2 separate regions of the Homo sapiens genome follow, and region 2 is linked to region 1. The links are chromatin loops, found by intact Hi-C in ENCODE. Cell type or tissue: ovary. All regions are shown on one strand. Links, peaks and the distances in the headings refer to the core of each region. The heading gives the core; the rest is flanking DNA.

The links. Peaks named below come from ENCODE experiments on the same cell type or tissue, not always from the same donor. Only the 100,000 strongest peaks of a DNase experiment are listed, where the experiment ranks them.
Region 2: a loop joins it to region 1, with 10 times the contacts of the local background. A loop is called at or near these places in 73 of 110 quality-filtered maps.

Annotation. Positions count from the first base shown.
Region 1 is chr6:152,546,010-152,558,277 of GRCh38, forward strand. The region is part of intron 3 of SYNE1 (spectrin repeat containing nuclear envelope protein 1); the gene reads right to left. It also overlaps the pseudogene NANOGP11. Among named protein-coding and RNA genes, the nearest start is that of SYNE1, 85 kb to the right of the region's middle. In ovary, for the core only: a CTCF peak has its summit at 6,763 (motif pointing right); a DNase peak (open chromatin) is centred at 6,802.
Region 2 is chr6:152,637,752-152,650,019 of GRCh38, forward strand. No RefSeq gene overlaps it. Among named protein-coding and RNA genes, the nearest start is that of SYNE1, 6.5 kb to the left of the region's middle. In ovary, for the core only: no CTCF peak of the experiment used is centred there; a DNase peak (open chromatin) is centred at 5,440.

The sequences.
Region 1 (12,268 bases), core at 2,410-10,409:
AATGACGTGAATACAAAGGGGAAAACAACAGCAAAGGCATACAGTGACAAGGTAATGATTATTAATTACCAAACACAGTCAAATGACTTGATTTGGGAACAGAATTATATTATCCGGATTGCATATCTACAATTACTAAAATTACCACTAACTTTATTATATATGGGTAGGGAATAAAGTATATTGAATAGTCCAACACAAGAAAATGGACAATTTACAGGTGCTTATAACTACTCAATGTTAAGATTTTAAAATTGAATATATAAATGAAAGACATTTACAGGACCAGGCTGTGGCAGATTTCCAAATATGACCATAAATTCTTCCCATTGTGATCAGCGCATCCTTTGCAATGTGATTTTATTGCCTCTTCTCTTAGGAGGTGGTCTCATTTCCCCAGACCTTGAGTCTGGGCTGGCATTGAGATCTACATTGATCAATAATATGACAGAAGTGATTTTAAGTGACATCTGAGGCTGGGCCTTAAGAGGACTTGAGATTCCACTTTGGCTATATTGGAATTCAACTCTGCTCTGAGACCTCTACACAAGGAAACTGGTCTAAGATCCTCGTGAATAAGAAGTCACTTGGAGGATAGATTCTAAACCTCAAGAATAAGAAATAAAAGTACAAATTGGTGTGATGAAGGTATATTCCTATTTTTGGGGATTGGGAGGCTTTACTTATTTTTAAAAACTCTATTGAGGTAAAGAGTTAAGCTGTAACATACTTCATTGATTTCCTCACCCTTTTCGGCTCTGTTTTACTATATCCCCTAATTTGTTGGTTGTGCTAATATTTGTAGAAAGAGGTCTTGTATTTGCTGCATCATAATGACATTTGTACTTTTTTGACTGGTTTAAGTACAAATGAATGAAATAACCATTTTTCCTTTAGTTGACTTTACCCTGATTTCACCTAGTGTTTCAATGAGTAAAAATACAGCTAAAAGAAAAGAAAAGAAAAGAAAAAAAGTCACTTGGAGGAGAACTGAGGTACCTCAGATGGCAGCCAGCAACAGCTGCCTGATACATGAGTGAGCCGCCCTGGACCTGCCAGTCCAACTGATACCCCACCAGCATGTAGCCATGTGAATGGGCCCAGGCACAGCTGGCAGAAGGAACACCCAACTCACTCACAGAAACATGAGAAATCCTAAACTGTTGTTGCTCCACACCACTAAGATTTGGTGGTGGTTTGTTGCACAGGAAAAGCTAACCAAAACAGAAATTGCTACCAGGAGTGTGGTGTTGCTCTAACAAAAATCTAAGACATATGGCATTGGTCTTGCGACCAAATAGGGGAAGGAGATTGGAAGGACACAAAGAGCCTATTAGCGGAGGCTGATTGGGCAGTGAGGGAACCGCCATTGGAAATTGGAGAAAGAGCCGTACATATTTTGTACATTATATATTCTGTCACCTGCAGTAACTTGAACTCATGATTCTGGCTAGGGAGATTTCCTTGCAGAATGCTGAAAGTGTCAGTTGGCTTCTTTTAGCTGAACATTATAAGGTGCTGGAAGAGACAGAAATGAGCTGTTTCATTTGCAGACACAAGGCAGAGGAAACACAGAGGCCTAGGATATGATGGACTGAAAAATAAGATATTTTCTTATTCCTAGTCTTTCCAAAAAAAAGATTTGCAAAGTAAGAAAACGCTTCAGGGTAACAGCAAATCAAAGGTATGAGTATTGTTGAAAACTCAGAAAGAGTTTGACTTGTTTAAACTCCACATATAAATGATATCACACAGTACCTTTCATTCTGTATCTCACTTATTTAATTTAGCATAATGTCCTTCAGGTTCATCCATGTCATTGCAAATGGTAGGATTTCCTTATTTTTTTATGGAGGAATAATATTCAATTGTATGTGTGTGTCATGTTTTCTTTATCTGTCATAATGGATGTGTTAATTGACTGTGGTAATCATTTCACAATTTATATGTATATCAAATCATCACACTGTACAACTTAAATATATGTAAGTTGTATTCATCAATTATACCTCAATAAGGCTGGGGAAAAAAGAGAACATTTGGAAAGATTTAAGGTAGTGCCCAGTTGACCTTCTCAACTAGACAAACCAGCTTCTAAGAATCTTTAGGGCACTGCCCACAGCAGCCTCATATGTGTCCAATGTTTGTTTCAAAGCTGAGATTTTGGGGGCACAGAATGCACTACAGACAAGTTTTTAGGAAGCCAGCTTTCACTGAAGGGACAGCACCACTCCAAATGAACAGGAGACTGGAACCACAACTTTGTGTGTCTAGGAAGAAGGCTAAGAAAACTATCAGTTGCAATCTTGAGCCATCTCTTACCAAGATAGCAAGGAACATGCCTTGCCCCTGGACAAAACGAACTGGCCACGTGTGGCTCACTGGATTTCAGAATGGCTGGACCACAATTGCTCCCTCTGTTCAATTCTCTCACTCCTTGGACAGAAGCATCTATTGAAGTGACCCCACTCCTGCCTCATCACTGCATGTTGAAGAAGTGGGGAGCAGGTAACTTCTCTTTTTAGTTAACGGGTCTATGGATTGAGAGAAATTTCACCTGAGGAACCTCATCTCTATCTGGACAAGATGCAAACGATGCAACACAGGACTTAGAGCTTGATGCCAAACCAAAGGCTGGAGGAGACTTTTGATACCTTGAGAATGGATGAATGTACTTTCCATGCAGAAAGAAAACAAACAGTAGTGACCAGAGGACAGATTTTAAATTATGGCCACAAAATCCTGTGGTCCAACTATGCATCCTTCTTTTGTATGGTGACTTTGTCCTTCCCATCCAGGGGTAGAATCAATTTCCCTTCCCCTTGAATCTGAACTCGTATGGTACTTGCTTTAATTAATAATGCAGCAGAAATTACTTTATGTCATCTGATTCTAGGCCTTAAGAGGTCGTGAAGTTTCTGTTTTAGCTGTCTTGGATCTCCATCCTAAAACCACTGTGCAAAGAAAGCAGTTTATATTAGAAGATGTTTCCATCTGTGGAAGAATTCAGATGTCTCATTTGTTACCTAGAACTAACCACCAGGCACGTGAATGAGGTCACCTTGGATCTTCAAGCTCAGTCAGCCCTGCAGATGAACTCAGCCACAGGTGAACCCAAGTGAAGTCAACAAACTGAGGCCTAAGACTTCGAGACTGATGTGTCTGATACCTCCTCTCTCTCACATCCATACATACTTGATACAAATTCCTTGTAGGAAGAAAGCATTTTCCTCAATATCGTATTCCTAAAGATCAGCCCCCTGCCTGGTATATTGTCTTATATATGTGTCCTTATGAAACCATCCATATTTAACTGAACTAACCAGCAAATCCACATACTGTGAGAAAGCATGAATTCTGATTGGCTTAAGCCACAGAGTTTTGGAGTAGTTTGTTACACAGCAAAGGCTAACTGAAATAAAGGCATTTACATGTGTGGGGGGGCGGTGGGAGTGGAGGGGTCCTTCTCCTCCTCCCTCACTCTGTTTTCCATAATGAAAAGATTCTAGGCTTATTTCTTTGGGCCTGTCTCCTAGGCCTTTCCTGTTTTAATCAGACAAGTAATGGATTAAAAGTTGCAAAGAACAAGGGCAACCAAAGTTACTCTGCATGAGTTCTGACATGGATTGATGCGAAGGGACAGACGAGAAGAGAGAAAATTAATAGCTATCTACAGCTGTGGGCTTGAGGGAAAAGATGAGTTAAGAGAATTTTTAGGGAGTCTTGCCTGTGTTGAGTCCTCTAATGACTGCTTCAATTTTTTTTTCAAGTGAATGTCAGTAAAGACTTACATTGCTCTTAAGACTTTCAGAATTGGAGTTGCATTTCTTTTGTATTTAAAACCAGTGGCTAGATTGAAAGAGCCCAATTTCATTAAAGTTATATTTGCAAAATGTAGTATCATTTCACTTTAAATCTAAGGCAGATGGGATGAAAGGAATATAATTATCTCCGTTCCTAAGTTACAGTTGCTTAACCTCAGCAATATTGACATTTAGGCAAGATGATTCTTTGTCGTGGGAGGTGGTCTTGTGCATTATAGGATGTCTAGCAATGTCATTGGCCTTTACACATTAGATACTGGCAGTACCCTACACCCTAGTGATATATCTATTTGAAAAGTGACAAAATATAGTAAATCTAAGACTTTTGCTGAAAGGTTACATAGAAATTACACGATTTTTCCAATATGAATTAAAGTATCTTATGATGTCTGAAATTATGTCATTCAAATCTGGAAAGTTTGGTCTCATGTGGTGGGAAGGTATAAGTGGGAGAGGGTGGATAGATCTGATAGTGTGTTTGATTTATCTTATAATTCTTAACCTCTAAAAAATATTTTAGAACTATATAAAGCAAAATCTATTTTTTAAAAAACAAATATTTTAAAAATATTACAATTTACCAAATTTTAATGTATTTGTCACAATGGTGGCAGTTATATAAGGACACATATATTAGAAAATGTGCTAGGCACTGGGTTGGCTTCTAGGGTGACAACAATGTGGAAATGCTTTCATCTCACGAAGAATTTGTCATCTCGTATGTATGGGGGTGTGGGAGAGAGGAGGGGACAGATGCATCAGCCTTGAAGCCTTGGATGGGCCTCAGTTTTGTAACTTTGTAGTAAATAATTTGGTAGCAAAAAATTGACCTGAATTGAGAAAAGACTATTTATAGTCTTTCATTATTCCACTTAATGTGAAAATTCATACTTTTCTCTGCAGAAATATCAACGTCTTTGATTGCAAGGTGCTGCCACAGACTCTGATTGAGAGTGAACCATAATAAATAGTATGTGCACCGTATCACGTTTCTAAAATCCAAAAGATTCTGAGTTTGAAAACAAAGCTGGGGTCCTTAGACTTTCGGATAAAGGGTTGTGTGAATCACACAGAAGTGCAGGGATGGAGATGTGCACTCAGAGAGTAATAATCACAATAGAGAGCACAAAGCAATCAATACAGTGGGAGGAAAAACAGCACAGCTTATTGTGGCACTTCAAACCTTTTAGTTCTAAATCAAGACCACATTTGAACAGTTTCAAGCAGAACTTTTGTGGATTTTTTCCTGACACCTTTTCCTTCCTCTATTTGTGGATATAATGTTGCAGGAGACAATGATCGGATAGTAAAGTAATGAAAATACCTTTTACCTTGTATCTGTACAGCACTTGAACTTATTCATGTTTTGTATACATTTCTCATTTGGATTCTCACAAATAACCTGCCACGTACACAGAGAAGACCATTAACTCGGATGTGAACAAGGAAGCTAAAGAATAGTGGGGGTGAGGAAATACGCCAGAAATCTAGAAACTGGAATGAAGGCTGAAGAGTTACAGAATAATGAACAGTATTTAGTAGTCAGACTCTTACCCTAATCTAATTTTGACCAGATCAATTTGCTGATTATTTGATTCACTAATTTAATGAATTCCACTGTGCCCCTCACATGTACCAGCCGTTCTGCTGACCAGCTGTGGATGCAATCTGAGAGGATGGGTTTGGTCCCTGAGAGTCCATCAGGGAAACAGGAATCAAAAAGAATTACATCACAGTCCAAGTTTTGTAAATGCAAAGAAAAGTTCAGAACAGTGACATGAAATATATTAGTATATTTAAAAAATATCACTTCTACATGATTAAAGATTATTCTTGTGGAAAACATGAAAGCCTACCCTCCTACTGTTTGCTACAATGGAAGCTAAGGAGAAAATGCTGCCTTCACATCTAAGAGTTTTCCTACTGAATTACATATAAAGGTGCATGTTAATGAAAACATGAAGACAACTGATCTCTTGGATGAAAGGTTATTTCCAATCAGAGAGCACACACAGAAGCCTTGAGAAGGACTTCAAGCTGAGGCTGGACAAACTTGCCACATGTAGCCAGCTCCCTCCTGTAAAATGTGGCGTCTCCTGCTTTTGCAAGAAAGCCACCAAAACTATGAAATATTTTCCTGTTATGAGCTCTTAGCAATACCAGGGCACCAGAAAGAAAGGGAGTCTTGAAAAATGTCCTGAAATACTACCTTCATAGAACCACTTTATTTTAACCTGAAACTGTATTCCAATACCAAGAGTTTCAACAATTCAAAATACATTGTTTGGTGTGGAATGGGGAAAAGGGGGGAGAAAAGCTGGTCACAGTGTTCGTATATTTTATGTCCAATATTTAATCCAGACTTTTAAAAAACCCACAGTTCTCTCAAACAAACATGACTGTTCTCAGAGAGTGCTTTCAAAGTTTGGTCGTTGCTTTTCATCAAATTACTGCTCTTTATCTTAAGTAGGTTCAGGATTTTACAATTTTACATTTTCACATTTTGGGATTTTGCATTTCAAATTACTGCTAATATTATTTCTTAGTCTCACCCTGTGATCTAAATGTTCCTTCTCTCTCTCCCTCTCTCATATAAATACTTATATTTATATATTTACATATTTATATTATATATTTATATATTATTTTGTCAGTATCCAGCACGGATACAATAATTTGACACAATTTCACCTATATTTTATACTACCTGTCCCCTTGACAAGACGTAAAGAGAGCTACAATTTTAACAACAAAACTCATAAATCTCAGATGGAGATGAAATGAAAAACAGCAAGCACCTAAAAGAGTGAACCTGAGAAATAAGGTCAAATCACAGAGTTTAAAGAGCCAGTGTTAGAAATTGCAATCTCAAATTCAACCCCCACCATGTAATTCAATTAGCCACTTGGAAGACCTGCACTCAGTGGTTAATCCTGCACAGAGCACCAGGTGGTGCTGTTGCTTTCCGCTGCTTCAGATCTAGCGTGGCGTTAGTGACCCTCCTCATAATAGAAGATCTACTGGACTCCAGAACCTGTGGCCACCGCGGCAGCTGCAGGGGTTTCCACATGAGACAGCAGCTGGTGGATGTCACAAATAAATTTCCTGAGTGTCAATCCAACCTCACATGCTCAAGTTTATTCGTATAGTAATGAATAATTTTAAAGGTTACTTTTAATAATAATAGAAATCTATCTTCTATTTAGAATGTATGTGGCAGGCATATGTTGCATATATTTACTACACATATTATCTAATTAAAACTTTGCAATAACCGTATGAGAAAATATCCTCCACCCTCACCAATTTTACATGTAAAGAGACTGGAGCAAACGAGGTTCATCAACTCCCTTGAGGTGACACAAGACACTAAACGTGGAGCATGGATATCTGTCTGACTCAAAAGCCCATACCTTCAATCACTTCATTCTACTCTCACGTCCAAATTGCCCATTGGGGTTTCCAGAATAACTTTACATATCACAACCTATCTGGAGATAGGCAATGTAGACGCAATTCCCAACTCACAGATGAGGAAACCGTGTCAGAAATGGGTATCTCAGCAAGCAAGTGCCAAAGTCAAATGAAACCCTCCTTACTCCCTTTCCCCCGTACTATATTAAAAACGATATGGCCAGAATCCAGCTGGTCAATAGAGCACCTCCAAGCTAGGCCATGATGCTCAGTTATCTTCCCGAGCTACAAACTATAAAGAGTTCTCCTATCCACGGACATCTTGACCGCCTATCTCCAGTTCTTCAACCTTGTCTATCCTCATTCTCAGCCCATCTTACTACTACTTGAGCCTCCTCAACAGAGCAGGAAATGTTTATGGGAACTGGCTCACCTATGAATCCACAGAATAATTTTCCTTTCACATGTCTATATTTGCATCTGCCTTGGTATTATTATTATATCATGTGTCACAGGTCAGGATAACAGGGAAACAAATTCTAGAAGGAATTTTGTCAGCAGGAGGTTTTTTAGCATGTGCTCTCAAGAACTAAAAACTTTAAGTGTGGAGAAGCAGAATTAGGACACAGGGAGATGCTGGACTCATGCAATTATGCAGCTGAAGCTAGGAGAGTCTTTCAGAGATGTCCAAAATGAAGGCAAGGGGCTGGGACTTTGCATCCAGGTATTGGCCAGTTGCTGGATATGGGGTGGCCCTGGGAGGAGGTATAACTTGAGAAAGGCAGATCCCCGGGGCTGAGGACCAGTCCTGGGGAGAGGCTCAGCTGTGAGTCTTCAGCAGGCAACATTTGGAGAGCTGGGAATGAGGGCCTCAGAGCTGAGGGGCATGGTCTGCACTGTGCCCCAGTCATCTGCTGCACCAGCTACAATGTTAACTACTAAGCTCTAAAAATTTAAACAGTCCCAGTAACAATGAGAATAGCAGCACGGTCCCAATAATAATGAGATCAGTAGTTCTCATTAGTTGTATGCTATGTTCGATACACTGCATTCAAAGGGGGTCAAGATTTGCTCCTATTTCTATTTGGGACTACAGCCAAACACTTGACCACCAAGAGATGCTGCCTCCTCCATTTATTTCAAAATGAACAAAGTGTTCAAGGCCCACTTTTGCACTTTTCTGAGGACTGGATCAAAAGTCTGAGGACTTCTGGATCAAAAGATCGATAGTGCAAGGACAGGGAAGGGGCCATAGCTTTCTTGAGGCAGCCAATCATGGAGTTCTCCAAACCATCTTAGACATCTTAGTTTTTTTTATCAGTTTCTTACTAATTCATATGCTTCCTCAGTTTAACCAACCAAACTTGGTTGTATATTTCTACCCTCTGAGCCTGCCTATCTAAGGTACCATTTTACTTCTCTAACCAGACAACTTTGGCAGCCACTATCTAGTTCTCCCCTCTGACCTCCATATCATCATCCACCCTTTGCATAACTATTTCTCCTGAATATGATACCATTTTTCCAGTTCTTAAACATCATCACCCAAGAGCCTACACAAATAAAAAACATGGATTGCCAAGTAGTGGCATGTAGGCAGAATCTGGGCCCCAAATGTATTTTCCTTCATCCTGCAACCTTCCAAGAAAACATTTTAATTTAAATGTTTGTAGGTAGGACTTAAGTTCTAATTTTTACACAGACCCATCACTTTCTTTTGTCTTTAACCAGTTACTTCTCAAATCACCAGAAGGTAATGAGGTTTAAGACATCTTAAAAGAGGAAGACTTATATTTCAAATACTCATAAATGGGAAGTGAGATTTTGAAAAAGCAACATGATGAGAAATCTTAGGAAGAGCAAAGAAGTAAAATAGAGACTCTTGATTTTAAAATAAACTCATATTTTTTGTTACAATTATTATATCTTTGTCATAGATATGTTGTGTCTTTGGGGAAATTGGAAAAGATATTCTGTTTACATTCTCAATCCGTTCCCCCAGTATAAGCATATATCACATAACATTTCAGCCAATGATGGACCACATATACAACTGTGGTCCCATGAAATTATAATACTGTATTTTTACTGTACTTTTTATGTTTAGATATGTTTAGACACACAAATATTTAACATTGTAGTACAATTGCCTACAGTGTTCAGTACAGTAAAATGCTATTCAGGTTGATAGCCTAGGAGTAAAAGGCTATTAACACATAGCCAAGGTGTGTAGTAGGCTATGCCATCTAGGCTTGTGTAAGTACCCTCTATGATGTACGCACAATGACAAAACTGCCTAATAATACATTTCTCAGAATGTATCTTCATTGTTAAGCAATACCTGATTGCATTTTAAATTAGTATATGTTTAAGCAAGTATATTATTTCACTGAAACCCAGAACAATTGGAACCCAAGAAAAGTTACTTGCAATGATGTAAAGACATGAATGAATTCATGTAATTTGATAAATAACAATATAACATGTTGGTATTTTTACATATAAACAAACATCATAACTAAATTTCAATGAGTTATAAGAATGCATGATATATTTTATATAAAACTTTAGAAAATATGAGAATCTACATCCAGAGTAAGCTTGTTATCAGTAAATTCCATGTAGAAAAACCAGAATAAAACTTACTACTGTATCTACATTTGTTTCCTAATAAGGAAAATGGTTCAGCTACCTATGTCCTGAAGGTAGTCACTGAAGAGAAACTGCTGTGATGCCAGAGGCAAACTTGAGTGCATCTGATTATCATCTTATATGTAAACATAGTGAAAAAGAGGTAAAATTCTGAGGCACCCTCACATTTTAAAAGAGATCTGAAAACAAAGTGATATCAGCAAGATGGCATAATAGCAGTTTCCAGTGCTCATTTCCTCACAGAGACATCAATTTGAACAACCCATTCACATGCAACAAAAATATCTGCCTGAGAGCTAAGGAATATAGTGCCTGAGTAGAGCACAGAAATAAACACATACATTGAAGAGGGTATGAAGAACAGTTTTATATTACCCACCCATATCACCCCCTTCCCAAGCCTGTACTGCATACCATGGAGAGATAACTTCCATATGAGGGAGAATAGTGAAGTGAGCACTTGACTTCAAAGTAGACTCCAGCACTTGCCCCAGTGAACTCTAGTGTCAAGTTGGCCCCTTCAGACCGAGGATTTGGGCCTGCCCATGCAGATCTGTGTTTCAGGACTGCCCTCACAGACCCAAGTGCCAGACCAACTCCAGTACAGGATGACCCCCATGAACTCAGACCAAAAGCCCACCCCACTGCCTGACTGTTTTCTGTGGACTCAGGTTTTAGGCCATCCTCCACAGACCCAGTCTCCAGGCCCACCACAATGGACCATAGTCCCAGCTTTACTCCCATGGTCCAAAATATCAACTCAGCCCCTATAAGCTAAGATGATGAGAGGACCATCTGTCCCCTGACGAAAACATCAGGCCAGTCCTCCCAAGGATTTCAGCAGCATGCCTATCCATGAACCCTTCCAGCTGACCTTTTCAGAATCCTTGGTCAGGCTGACTGATGAAGGGCTTTCCCTGCTAAGGCCAGTCTGAAGACTGGCAAATGTGCCTATGTCTTCAAATGCATAGGCACCAGCTCAAGGCCACAACAAACCAAATATCAGAGAAATATGACACTACCAAAGGGGCAAGTAAAATACTAGTAACTGACTTTAAAGAAATGGATATCTATGAACTGCTTGAGAAATAATTTAACATAATCTTCTAACAAAGAAGCTAAGTGAGCTAAAGGAGAACACAGAAAGGCAGCTAACCCAAATCAGGAAACAACACCTGAAAAAAATCAGAAGTTCAACAGAGAGACAGAAACCATACAAAAGAACAAAACAAAAATTCTGGAGCTGACGAACACAATAACTGAACTGAAAAAAATTGCATAGACAGCTTCGACAGTAGGTTCAATCAAATAGAAGAAAGAATCAGAAAGCTTGAAGACAGGCTTGACATTATTCAGTCAGAGGATCAAGAATGGAAAAAAAGGATGAAAAGGGGAGAAGAAAGCCTATGGAACATATGAAACACCATGAAGCTAATCAATATACATATTATGTGAGTTTCAGAGGAAGCAGAGATGGAGAAAGAAGAAGAAAGCTTGTTTAAAAAAAATAATGTTAGAAAACTTCCCAAATCTAGACTGGGAAATAAACATTAATATCCATGAATACCAAGAGCCCTAAAAAGATTAAACATAAAGAGATCTTCACCAAGATACATTATAATCAAATTTTCAAAAGTCAAAGACAAAAAATTTTGAAAGCAACTAGAGAAAAGTGATTTGTTATGTATAAGGGAAACTCCGTAAGATTACAAGCAGTTTTCTCAGTAGAGACTTGCAGGCCAGGAGAAAGTGGGATAATATAATCAAAGTGCTGGTGGGGGAAAAATACTGTCAACCAATAATACTATATCCAGAAAAGCTGTCTTTAAGAAATGAAGGAGTGATAAAGACCTTCCTAGATAAACAAAAACTGTGGATGTTAGTCCCTACTAGAACTACCTTACAAAAAATTAATGTTAGAGTTCTTTGAGTTAAAATAAAAGAAAGCTAATTAACAAAATGAAAATATATGAAAGTAAAATCTCATTGTAAAGGTAACATATAGTCAAATTCACAATATCCTAATACTGTAATGGTGCCATACAAGTCACTTTGATATAAAAGTTAAAAGACAAAAGTATTAAAGACAACTAAAGCTACAACAATTTGTTAATGGGTACACAATATAAAAAGATGTAAATTGTGACATTAATAATATAAAACATGGGGAGAGGAGAAGTTAAAGTGTAGTTTTTGTTTGCAGTCAAAGTTAAATTGTTACCAGCTTAAAGCAGACTATTATAACTATAAGAGGTTTCATGTAAGCCTCATGTTACCACAAAGAAAAAATCTGTAAGTAGATACATAAAGATAAAGGAATTAAAACATACCACCACAAAAAAAATCATCAGATCACAAGAGGATGGCAAGAGAGGAAG
Region 2 (12,268 bases), core at 1,798-9,797, 91 kb after region 1:
ACAAGTCCTTCTCGTGGTGTAAGAGATCTTGGTGTTGCCTGGTAGCATTCAGGAGAATTTATTTTGTTGTGGTTTTATGGTATCCAGGCAAAGTCAAACACAGTCTCTCTTCACCAACAGTGAAGTCCAAGTCCAACAGGATGATTGCAGCTAAAATAATCGAAGCCATGTTGCAATAATCTTAAAAGTAATAATCCCCCCCTTGAATCTCCAATCTGAACAAAACAGTCATTTATCCTCTAAATTTGCTGAAAGGAAGGAGCAGTTTATAAAGTAGATGAAGTTTCTCTTTGCTGCCTGCCTTTCCCTTACCTGCTGCCAACATTCCCACTGCCTAGCTTTCCATTTTCTTCAAATTCTCCTTCTTCTGGATCGTGTCAAAATAATAACATCTGAAACAAATCTGGTAAACCAATCTGATGTGTTCCTCTTCTTTGTGCTGACTTTTGTTTTTTTTTAGAGAGAGAAACCAAACAATGGATCTCTATTTGCAGAACTTGCTACCTCCAAAAGTTGGGCCTGGAGGAGGAGTGTTTGGGATCACTCTCAATGTATGCCCTGCCTCTGCCTGAGGGCAACAATCCTGGGGCACCCCCAGAGCCCCTTGTGGAGACAACCACCAGAGCATAATTATTCCAGGTCAGCCCTCTGTGCCCAGTGGCCACAAAATGGGGTCCAGATTTCCAGGCTTGCCACTCAGAAGAAACAGATCAGAATGGCTCAGCTCACCCTCTCAATCCCTACCTTCATAGAATCAATCCACCCTGCCGGCTTTTGAAGATGGGTAGAAAGTTATTGTGCCAACTTTGCCATTCTTTTTGTTTGTTTGTTTGTTTGAGATGGAGTTTCGCTCTTGTTCCCCAGGCTGGGGTGCAATGGTGCAATCTCGGCTCACTGCAACCTCCGCCTCCCAGGTTCAAGCAATTATCCTGCCTCAGCCTCCTGAGTAGCTGAGATTACAGGGATGCGTCACCACACCTGGCTAATTTTGTATTTTTAGTAGAGACAGGGTTCCTTCATGTTGGTCAGGCTGGTCTCAAACTTCCGACCTCAGGTGACCCATCCAGCTCGGCCTCCCAAAGTGCTGGGATTACAGGTGTGAGCCACTGCACCTGGCCACCAACTTGCTATTCTACACGTTAAGCAACTACTTTCTTGGGTTTACTTACTTGAGAAGTGAGCCACTTAAAACACAAGCCTGAAACATTGCTTCCACCAACTAAAACTCCTCTACTAGGCCTAATCTCTGTTCTCACAGGCTGAGACAGACAGAAGCATAGAGCTGTCTTGCTGGCATTGATTCCCTATACAGCTGAAATCCCATTCTCAGCTAAACTTTATCCTCTGTAGAAGGACTAAGCACATTTTAGAGTTTTGCAAAGGGCTTGTCAGTTTCACACACCCCAGGGAAGGGTGTTGTAGCTCCATTTACTCAACAGCTATTGCTTGAACACTTACCACATAACAAATATTGTCCTAAGTGCTGGGGCTACCGTGGTAAGCAAACTCTGACCGGGCTCTTGCCTTCATGGAGCTTACAGTATGATGGGGGAAGAGCCAGACATTCATCAGAGAACCACACAAATACTTATAAAACCCCATTCTCCAAGCAAAGGCAAATGTTGCTATGAGAGCTTTCAAGAACGGGAGTTGGCCAGGCATGGTGGCTCACACCTGTAATCCCAGCATTTTGGGAGGCCAAGGCAGACAGATCACTTGAGGACAGGAGTTCGAGACCAGCCTGGCCAACATGGTGAAACCCCATCTCTACTAAAAATACAAAAATTGGCCAGGCACGGTGGCTCATGCATGTAATCCCAGCACTTTGGAAGGCCGAGGCAGGCAGATCACAAGGTCAAGAGATCAAGACCAGCTTCACCAACATGGTGAAACCCCATCTCTACTAAAAATATAAAAAATTAGTTGGGCATGGTGGCGCATGCCTGTAGGCCCAGCTACTCAGGAGGCTGAGGCAGGAGAAACACTTGAAGCTGGGAGGCGGAGGTTGCAGTGAGCCAAGATTGCACCACTGCACTCCAGCCTGGCGACAGAGTGAGACTCTGTCAAAAAAAAAAAAAAATAGCCAGCGTGGTTGTAGGCGCCTATAATCTGAGCTACTCGGGAGGCTGAGGCAGGATAATTGCTTGAACCTGGAAAGCGAAGGTTGCAGTGAGCTGAGATCGTGCCACTGCACTCCAGCCTGGGTGACAGAGCAAGACTCAGAAAAAAAAAAAAGGAGGGGAATTAATTTATTTCAGGGATTAGAAAGGCTTTGCTAAGGGAGTGACATCTGAACAGTGAGGTGCAGGAACTAGGTGAACGTGAGCAGGTGGGAAATTGGGAGAGCGCTCCAGACAGAAGGAACAGCATATGCAGAGGCTCTATGGAAGAAAAGCACATGGTGCATTGCAGGAACTGAGGAAGACTGATGAGGTTGCAGAAGAAAAAGCAAGGGAGGGGCCAGGAGGTTTAGGGAATGGTGGGCCCAGTACAGCTGGAAACAGAGCCAAGGGCAGACTATGCCAGTCTTAAAAACTGAACCAAAGGGATGGCCCTTTACAAGAAGCCATTAAAGTGTTCTCAGTGCAACATGATTAGATTTATGTTTTAAAATGTTCTCTTTGGCTAAAATGTGAAAAAACAGATTAGAAGTGGAGCCAGAATCAATAAACATGGACCAGTTAGGAAGGTGGTGCTGTAATCCTTTAGAAAAGACTGTGGTATTTATTATTAGAGTGATGGTGGTGGGAAAATGTAGACAGATTTGAGAGATATTTAATAGATAAAACTTACAGGGCATAAGGCCATGTTGTGCTATAGACTGAATAGGTATGTTCCCCCACCCCCAAACTCATATGTTGAAACCTATCCCCAGTGTCATGGTATTAGGAGGTGTGGCCTTTGGGGGTGATTAGGTCATAAGGGTAGAACCCTCATGCATAGAATTAGTGTGCTAATAAAAGGAACTTGGAGAAGTCCTTGCCCCTTCCACCATGTGAGAACACATCAAGAAGACAGCCATCTATCAACCAGGAAGTGGGTTCTCACCAGACACTGAATTTGAAGGTGCCTTGATCCTGGACTTCCAGCCTCCAGAACTGTGAGTAGTAAGTGTCTGTTGTTTGTGAGCCACCTGTACTATAGTATTATGTTACAGCAGCCCGAACAGACTAAGACATGTGTCAACAGGAAGTTAGAAAAGTATAATGGTTAAAGTATTGGGTTTTAAAGCAAGAAAGGCCTGGGTTTGAGTCCCAGCTTTACCATTAAGTGCCTATGTGATTTTTAGCTAGGAATTTAACCTCTTGTGAATTCAGGTTTACAACCCTGCAATTCAGGATTCTAATAGTATCTCATTCATAGAGCTGTTGTGGGGACTACATGAGCTAATGCCTGAATAGCACTCAGCACTTCAGTGCCTGGCATGTGGTCAATAAATGAAAGATATTATTAGCATCATTATTATGCTTCTAGTTATTATTACTATTAGTCTAGATGTTTCTGAAGTTGGCAAACCATCACTCTCCATTTCACATTGCAATAGCCTAATAGAGCTAGGACACCAGTTCCTGAGAGCAACAAAATACAATCCCAGGGCCATCACAGGCTGAGAGACAGCTGCCAGGACAGCAACCTGACTTCCTCCTCCACCAGGCCCAGGGCCTGTCCTCCTCATCCGTCTTTTCATTCTGTCTCACTTTACAAAGAATCTTCTTCTTATATATCACTGTAGTTGGGCCCCCAAGGTCCCCTGTCTGCATTAGCAAGAGGTACCAAAGATAGCAACAGTTGCAGATTGCCTTCAGCCCAGCTTCATCCCAATGCCTGCATCATGGTGTTCTATACATTTGTAAAATATGAGACATTGTGCCCATATGAAATCAGAGAAAAATCATTTCTTTCCTTTTTTTTTTTTTTTTTTTGGAAACGGAGTTTTGCTCTTGTTGCCCAAACTGGAGTGCAATGGCGCAATCTTGGCTCACCGCAACCTCTGCCTCCTGGGTTCAAGTGATTCTCCTGCCTCAGCCTCCTGAGTAGCTGGGATTACAGGCATGCGCCACCACACCTGGCTAACTTTTTGTATCTTTTAGTAGAAACAGGGTTTCACCATGTTAGCCAGGCTGGTCTCGAACTCCTGACCTCAGGTGATCTGCCCGCCTTGGCCTCCCAAAGTGCTGGGATTACAGGAGTGAGCCATTGCGCCCAACCCGAATAATCATTTCTACTTCTGTCATTCCTACTTTAAGTATCTGTGTTGATACCATGACAAAACTTGCCGTAATTAAAATATGTTGTGGATTTATCAAAAGCAGCGGCCCCAGGATCTACCAGAAGTGCATCTTTATTCAAATGAACACGTGTGCAACTCAACAAATGGCTCTCTTCTTCCACCTCCCTCCCTTAGTCTTAAATCTCTTCAAAACCAACTTGTACACACAGTGCAGTGAAACTTCAATCAAAGTAGCTCTCTTACTTTTTAAAGGTTAAGGGGCATTTTATCAGTCAGGGTCTTGATGTAGTCAGTAGAGGTCCGGCTTGGTCTTCTAGAAATCTAGGAGCCACTTGTTACGTAATGGCCTGTAGTGGAATCAATAGTCTGTTGACAAGGGAGAAAGGACAAACGAGGACAGAGGGACTTATTTTCCTGACAAGTAAGTGCCTCAGGAGGATTTGCATTCAAAGTCCTCGGATTCACCCAAATCCTACAAATGCCCCTGTTCCAGTTCTCATAGCCCACTCTTTACAATAAGAACTTTAGCTTTCATGTAAGAGACTTGGCAAGTCTTTGAATTTATTTTATGCTGTAATTTTGCAACATGCAGAAGCGGACCTTAGGTCTGATTTTTGGCTATATCAGCAATGTAGCTACAAGGGTCCTAGAAGTCCTCTAGTCCTTGACCAGGCCTTGATCCAAAAGTGTAAAGTTTCCCAGCTTGCCATTTTCTTTCTATGGTCTCTGGTGCAGTCAGAAGTAGATGACACACCCCATGGTCTTTCTCGTTCTCTTTCCTACTTTCAGACTCTAGAGCAGCGGTCAACTTAGTCTCCACAATTCTTGATTTCAATAGGTCCTTCACTTCCGACAACCACAGGTGTTAATTCAAGGAAGTGTTTGCCACCATGTGCCATGTCTCTTCATAATTCTATTTTGCACTAGAATTAGGCAATTAGGTCATCACTGTAAGCAAATGCAACCAGGTCAAACAACAAGATTCTCATCTTTGAAGCTCTGGAACCAATCTTGGCATGAAATATTGTGTCAGTCCAGATTCATTAAAGAAAAATCAAAGCAACTTAAGGAGTGTTGGAAAGGCTAGAGAAGTGATCATCATCAGGCTGCCTTCAGCTTTCAGGTAAGCACCATTGCAAGTGCAATCCAGAGCTCGGCAAGTTGCTGCTGCCACCCAGAGGTCAAGATACTGCAGCAAACCGCCAACAGCATCACAGCTGCCCTTGCTCAGAGGCTAGGCCTGGTGAGGGAGCTGGGTGTTCAGCCAGCCTCTGTAAAACTACTGCCGTTGCCGCTGGAGGGAGAATTTCTCAGTGTCTACATTGCCTTCCAAATCTCATGTGAGAGCACTGGCAGAATGCAAATTTCACCCAAACCCCTCAGGAAAGGGAGCCTGAGAAATGTAATGCCCAAACTTCTAGCTCCAGAGATACAGGAGAGAGCACAGAAAGAGGAGTGAATGCAGGTTGTTTGCCGAGAAACAGTATCCAGTACAAACACAGACTTGGGTGAACTGGTGAATGCAAATGTTTACTGAAATTAACATTTACAGAAATTCTAGGCTGGCCGCGGTGGCTCATGTCTGTCATCCCAGCACTTTGGGAGGCTGAGGTGGGTGGATTACTTGAGTTTAGGAGTTCGAGACCAGGTGGGCCAACGTGGTGAAACCCTGTCTCTACTGAAACTGCAAAAACAAAAATAGCTGAGTATGGTAGCACACGGCTGTAATCTCAGCTACTCAGGAGGCCAAGGCAGGAGAATCGCTTAAATTTATGAAACAGAGGTTGCAGTGAGTCAAGATTGTGCTCTGTACTACAGCCTGGGCCACAGAGCAAGACTGTCTCAAAAAAAAAAAAAGAAAAAAAAGAAAAATGTACAGAAATTCTACTTTAATAAGTTAAATCTTTTAAATCTCTTATAACTCTAACATTAATATTGTTTTAGAATTTTAAAAGTTAAGATTTTAATACTTTTTAAAAAATGAAACATTTTAGCATTGCTGAATAAATTTTAAAATATTAATTCCCCAGTGAAATGTTCTTGTCCCTTTCTCCCCATGCTTCCTTCGGGAGTTGATCTTCTTAGACCATTGGTCTCTCCTCTACTTAGCCACCCACTCCCGTGATCATAGTCTTGACCTTGTCATGATGAACAGTAACAATTATTTGTGATGATAATCTCAACTGGAAACACTCCACTCTCTGATCACTGACTCTTTTGTTCCCAGTACTCTCCCTGTTGCATTCCAATTCCAATAACCCCTCAACTGAATAGGACCTCACATCCATTGGGAGGGTCACCGATGGCCCTTGGGATGCCTTTGTTTGAATTCTTCAAGATTTTTTTTTTTTTCTGTGAGACAGAGTCTCACTCTGTTACCCAGGCTGGACTGCAGTGGTGCAATCTCAGCTCACTGCAGCCTCGACCTCCTGTGCTCAAGCAATCCTCCCACCTCAGCCTCTGAGTAGCTGGGACTTCAGGCGCTTGCCACCATGCCTGGCTGATTTTGTTTTTATTTTTTGTAGAGACAAGGTTTCATTATGTTGCCCAGGCTGGTCTTGAACTTCTGGGCTCAATCAGTCTTCCCACCTTGGCCTCCCAAAATGTTAGGATTACGGGCACGAACCACCATGCCTAGCAGATATTTCAACTCCATCTTTTGGAAACTATTGTAAAAGATCACTTTTGATAAAACAAGATGGTTGAGTGCCATCTTTCAGAAAATTACAATGCGTACCCAAATCTTAAATTCCATTTATGGATGATGCCCACCTGAAAGATGTTACCTTACGTGTATGTAGTGCATAACCCACATTAACCATATGTGGCTGCTCAGTGACAGTTGATTCTGCAATTTTTTTCATTGTCTATCTCCCCCTTTATGTTCATCCCTTTTAAAATGGTTTAAATTCCACATGTAACCATCCTACTCACCTCTTGAATTTATCCTCAAGCACTGTCCCTCTTGCCTTGTCATACTCACTTGGCTAACACACATCCCTTGTTAAATTCAGCTCTGCCTACTTCGTGCCTGCACCCACACTGCTGAATATGGCTGGGGGAACACTACCTTATGCTAACTGGTCTTTGCCTTTATGGCAAATCACTAAATCAAATGCCCCTGAATGCTCTATTTCTCTAACCAATATACTCTCCCACTTCCCTAAACAAATATCATACTTTTTCCTATCTTCCCAGATTTCCCCAAATGTTCCCCCATATCTAAATTTTCAGCTATTAACTTTGTTTCCTATTTACTATTTTAAGCAATCAAAGAGAATTTCCACAAGCTGCCACTAGCATATGCATGCATGTTGTCAGTGCCTGCATATAATGTTCCAATTTGTCTTCTGTTGCTAGGAATGAACTCTTTAAGCTCCTAGTTAAGGCCACCTCCTCCACTTATATATTCGATCTATCCCTTCCTGTCAACAATGTTTTTCTCTATTCCTAGCATCATGACTTTCTTTTCTCTTTGCTAGTTCATTCCCATCAGCATATAAACATGCTATTCCTCCCATATTAACAACAACAAACTTTCTTGTTCACCACCTAAACTCCAAATACTACCTCATTTCTCTCCTAAATTTTAAGAAAAATTTCTTGAAAGAGTGGTCTACACTCTGTTGGCAATTTCTCTCTTCCCACTTGCTCCCGAACTCACCACAGGCCAGCTTTCACCCCCAGCATGCCACCTTAGCTAGGTTACCAGCGACTTCTTTGCTAAACCTAATATTCCTATCTCTGTCCCTATCTTGATCTATTAGAAGCATTTAGTTATTTCCTCTTTCCTTCTCAAGATAGTTTTCTCACTTGGCTTCTGAACCTGCCTCTTCCCTCACTTTCTCTCTTCTGGCTGCTTCTTGGTCTCCTTTGCTGCATCCCTCTTATCTCCTCAACCTCTAGACTTTGGGGGACCAAGAGCTCCATCTTTGGTGCTTTTCTATTTCCCAGCTGCACTAATTCCTAGGGGATTTTATTCAATTTCATGGTGTTAAATATCATGTGTATGCTACGAACTCCCAAATTTAGGTATCTAACCCAGATATCTCTTCTGAACTCCAGACTTCTATATCCAATTGCCTTCCCAGGCAGTTTAAGAGGCATCCCAAATAAAGCTGGTCCAAAACTAAATCTGTGACCTTTTCTTCCAAACTTGCCCCTTTGTTTGACTTCCTCACATCATTTAATGGTAACTTCCATCCTTTTCAGTTGCTCAAGCCTAAAGTCTTGGCATCATACTTGACAATTCTTTTTTTCTCATTGCTCACCTTCAGTCCATTGGCAAACATGTTGATTCTATTTTTAAAACATATTCAGAGAACATCCTTGTTCTTAGAAAATAGACTCTAAAATATTTAGCAATTGTAGGGCATGATGTCTCTAACATCCTTTCAAGTAGTTCAGAAAACATAATATAATGAAACATAGAGAAGGATGGTTAAAGAAAGTAAATGGAGCAAAATGTCAGCAAACTGATGAATCTGGTTGGAAGGCATACAGGGAGTTTTGTGTAATACTCTTGAAACTTTTCTGTAGGTTACAAAAAGTCTAATGAATCTAAAAATCTATTACTTATCAACTCCACCATTACTACCCTAGACATCATCTCTAGCCTTCAAGCTACCCTTTTTTTCTTTTTTTTCTTTTTTTTTTCCTTTTAGACAGAGTCTCGCTCTGTCGCCCAGGTTGGAGTGCAGTGGTGCGATTTCAGCTCACTGCAACCTCCACTTCCTGGGTTCAAGCCATTCTCTACCTCAGCCTCCCAAGTAGCTGGGATTACAGGCACCTGCCACCATGCCTGGCTAATTTTTTGTATTTTTAGTAGAGACAGGGTTTCACCATCTTTGCCAGGTTGGTCTTGAACTCCTGACCTTGTGATCCACCCTCCTCGGCCTCCCAAACTGCTAGGATTACAGGCGTGAGCTTCCGTGCCTGGCTGCCTTCAGGCTACTCTTAACGTAACAGTCACATAAATCTTATTATATCATAAACCAGATGATGTCACTCCTTTGCTCAAAGCCCTCTAATAGCATTCCATATTACTTACAGTGAAGTCCTCTTATGATCTATAAAGCCCTATATGATTTGCCCCATCTCCTCATTAACTACCTAGCCCCATCTGCAACCCTCCCCTTCACTTACTGACCCGCAGCTTGCATGCATTCCTTGATGTTCCTGAAGGTTACTAGGCAAGCTCCCACTGCAGGACCTTTTTCCATGATATTCTCTCTGCGGGCAAATTCAATTCTGAAAGTTGCTCATATTCACATGTCTGGCCTTCTAACTTTTTTCAGGTCTTTCATCAAAGCATTACCCTCTCAGTGAACTCTTTCCTGAATGTCCTGTATAAAATTTTTAAACACCCTCCACTCTTCTTTGAACATTCTACCTTTATGCCATACTTTATTTTTTTCTGCAGCACTTAGCACTAACATTGTATATATATTTTCTTACTTATCTAATTTATTTTGTGTCTGTCCCTAAAATGTAAGCTCCATGAGGGCAGCTATTTCAGTATATTTGTTAACTCTTATGTTCTTAGCATTTAAAACAAGCACATAAAAGATACTCAATTTATGTTTGTTGAATAAATAAATGAATGAACATACCAATCTCACTATGCCTTATGGAATTCTACATACCATCAATTATAAAGTTACGTTATTGTCAAACCCATTAGAAACTGATTGCTCAAATCTCTGGGACATCCTGATCTTCAATGGGTCATCAATTAGGATATTCCCATGTTTCATGGTATAAAGTAATAGAAAAATATATTTTTTTCCCTTCAGCTCTTAATATTATCCTTTCTTCTTGGTTCATAATTTTTTAACTACTCTAAAGCACTTCTGTCATTGTACTTTTGGCTCTGTTTGGATATACAGTTCTATGTCTGAAATGGTTTCTGATAAGTAGACAGCTCTGAAATCCCCTGATACATCCACTTCTGAGATGTTGTAGAGCTTTTCATATTCCCCTTGAGTTTGTGTAATTATTTAGGAATATTGGCAACTTTTCTTTGCCTTTATCATATATTAATTAATATCATCTACCTTTTGTCTGCCCTTATTTTTATTTTTTTTCTCAAAGGTTCTTAACATTTTCTGGATCATTTAAAAAGCTTTTTTATAGGCCACTATCAGTCTATCTGACTTGTGCATAATGGCTTTGCTAAATACTATTTAGAACTGAGCTTTTGTTTACAAGATAACTGTGCCAGTAATGACATTAGGTTGTAGCTGAGTTTGCAGTGGGAGAGGATCATGTGGATTACATAATTTCTTAACTGGATTCCTACCAAGAGTGTTCCAGAGTGACTGAATGAACTCACTAGCACACACAGTTTTATCCACCACTTGGAAATACTTCAAGGAGCCTCCGAAAAGGAAAGACGATCTTTACTTGTGAGTTTCTCCTTCCTGGTTTATTTCATTACCCATATCTATTTCCAGCTGGAAAATTTGTGAGAAATCACCAGATGAACATGTATCAGTTCAGATGCATTGTGATGCCAGGAAAAGAAAAGCCAGTGGACACAGGCAAAAATAAAAATAAAGGAGATTTATTAGCTTGCAAAAATCCAAAAGGACAAGTTTCAGGATTCATTCCAGTTTACATCAACGATCTGGTTTCTTTCTATTCTTCTTTTCTGCTGTCCACATGTTGAGTTCATTCTAAGGCTGATCCTTATGTTTGTTGGATGTGTACCGGCAATAATTAGACTGGTACATACTTTTGTTTCACCCACTGAGAGAGAAAGTATTTGTGTCTAAAATTCCATGCGAATGTCTTGAATATTGCTCTAATTAGGCTAGCTTAGGTTGTGTGCCTAGTGGCCTCCTCCCAACCACTTTGGTGAAGAAAAATAAAATGTTCTGATTGCCTTTCACCCAGTCAGACCCATCATTGGCATAACATCTTCCTGAAGCAAATGGCCTACATAGCAAAGTGTAGATACCTGTATTTGGCCCCAAAAGGAAAGGGAAGTCAGAAGTCACAAACACTAGATGAGGGTAATTTGAGGTGAAGTCCATTTTATTTTGGTTTGTTTTATTCAAAGGGCCAAATTACAAAGTGTGAAGGGGGAATAGTGGAACCATAAGACATAGCCAGGGAACTTGGAGTGAGCAAGAGCAGAGCTGCTATTGATCCCAGGCCCAGAGGAAATCAGGGAGGGAGAGCTTACTGGAATGCAAAGGAAGAGTCCTGTAGAGAATAATATATTGATAGGAGCAATGACCCTGGGAGAACACAGGTAACCTCAGAGGAGCTTAGGGAGGGAACTAGGGAAATTAGCACTCTGATATTCTTGTTTTCTCCTGTTTCTACTGGGATTCCCCATTGTTTAAAACAAACCAGAAGCCTGAGGATGCAGGAGCAGTGTGATGCTGCCCACGCTGGTCATTCTTTCAGGACAGAGCAGAATGGAAAAGGACAGGAACAAATGGGAAGTATTCTGTGCAGTATCTGAATTAAAATGTGGGTACTGCAAAGAAGATAGGAGAGGACAATAAATGCTGGAGAGACAGCCAATCAATGCTGCCTACAGACCAGAAGTGTTTGACTCACTAATCTTACCTAGAGGCCTTCAGATAATTATGACACCACTTAGTATTCCAAAAAATAATACAAAACAAAAAGCCTTTTAAGTATAATGTCTATCTATCTATCTATCTATCTATCTATCTATCTATCTATCTATCTAAATATTCTCCTACCTCAGTGGTGAGAAGCATAGACAAACTATTTATCTTAATTAACCATATTGATTGTCATCAGCTATATCAGCAGTTACAGAAAGGATATTAACTAATGATGGGTCATATTGCTTAACTTCTAGGACAGCTTCATGGCTGAAAATGTTCTGTATGTGAAAGATGATCATGTGGATGATAGAGAATTTATATTCTCTCTTTCTTGAAGATCAAATAAGAGAAAAATGAGTTTACTAAGCAGGAAATATTTTGATAAAATAGAGGTAGACATTCTTGATAATAGGATACATTAAACCCTAAAAGGTTTTTTTTTTCTCCT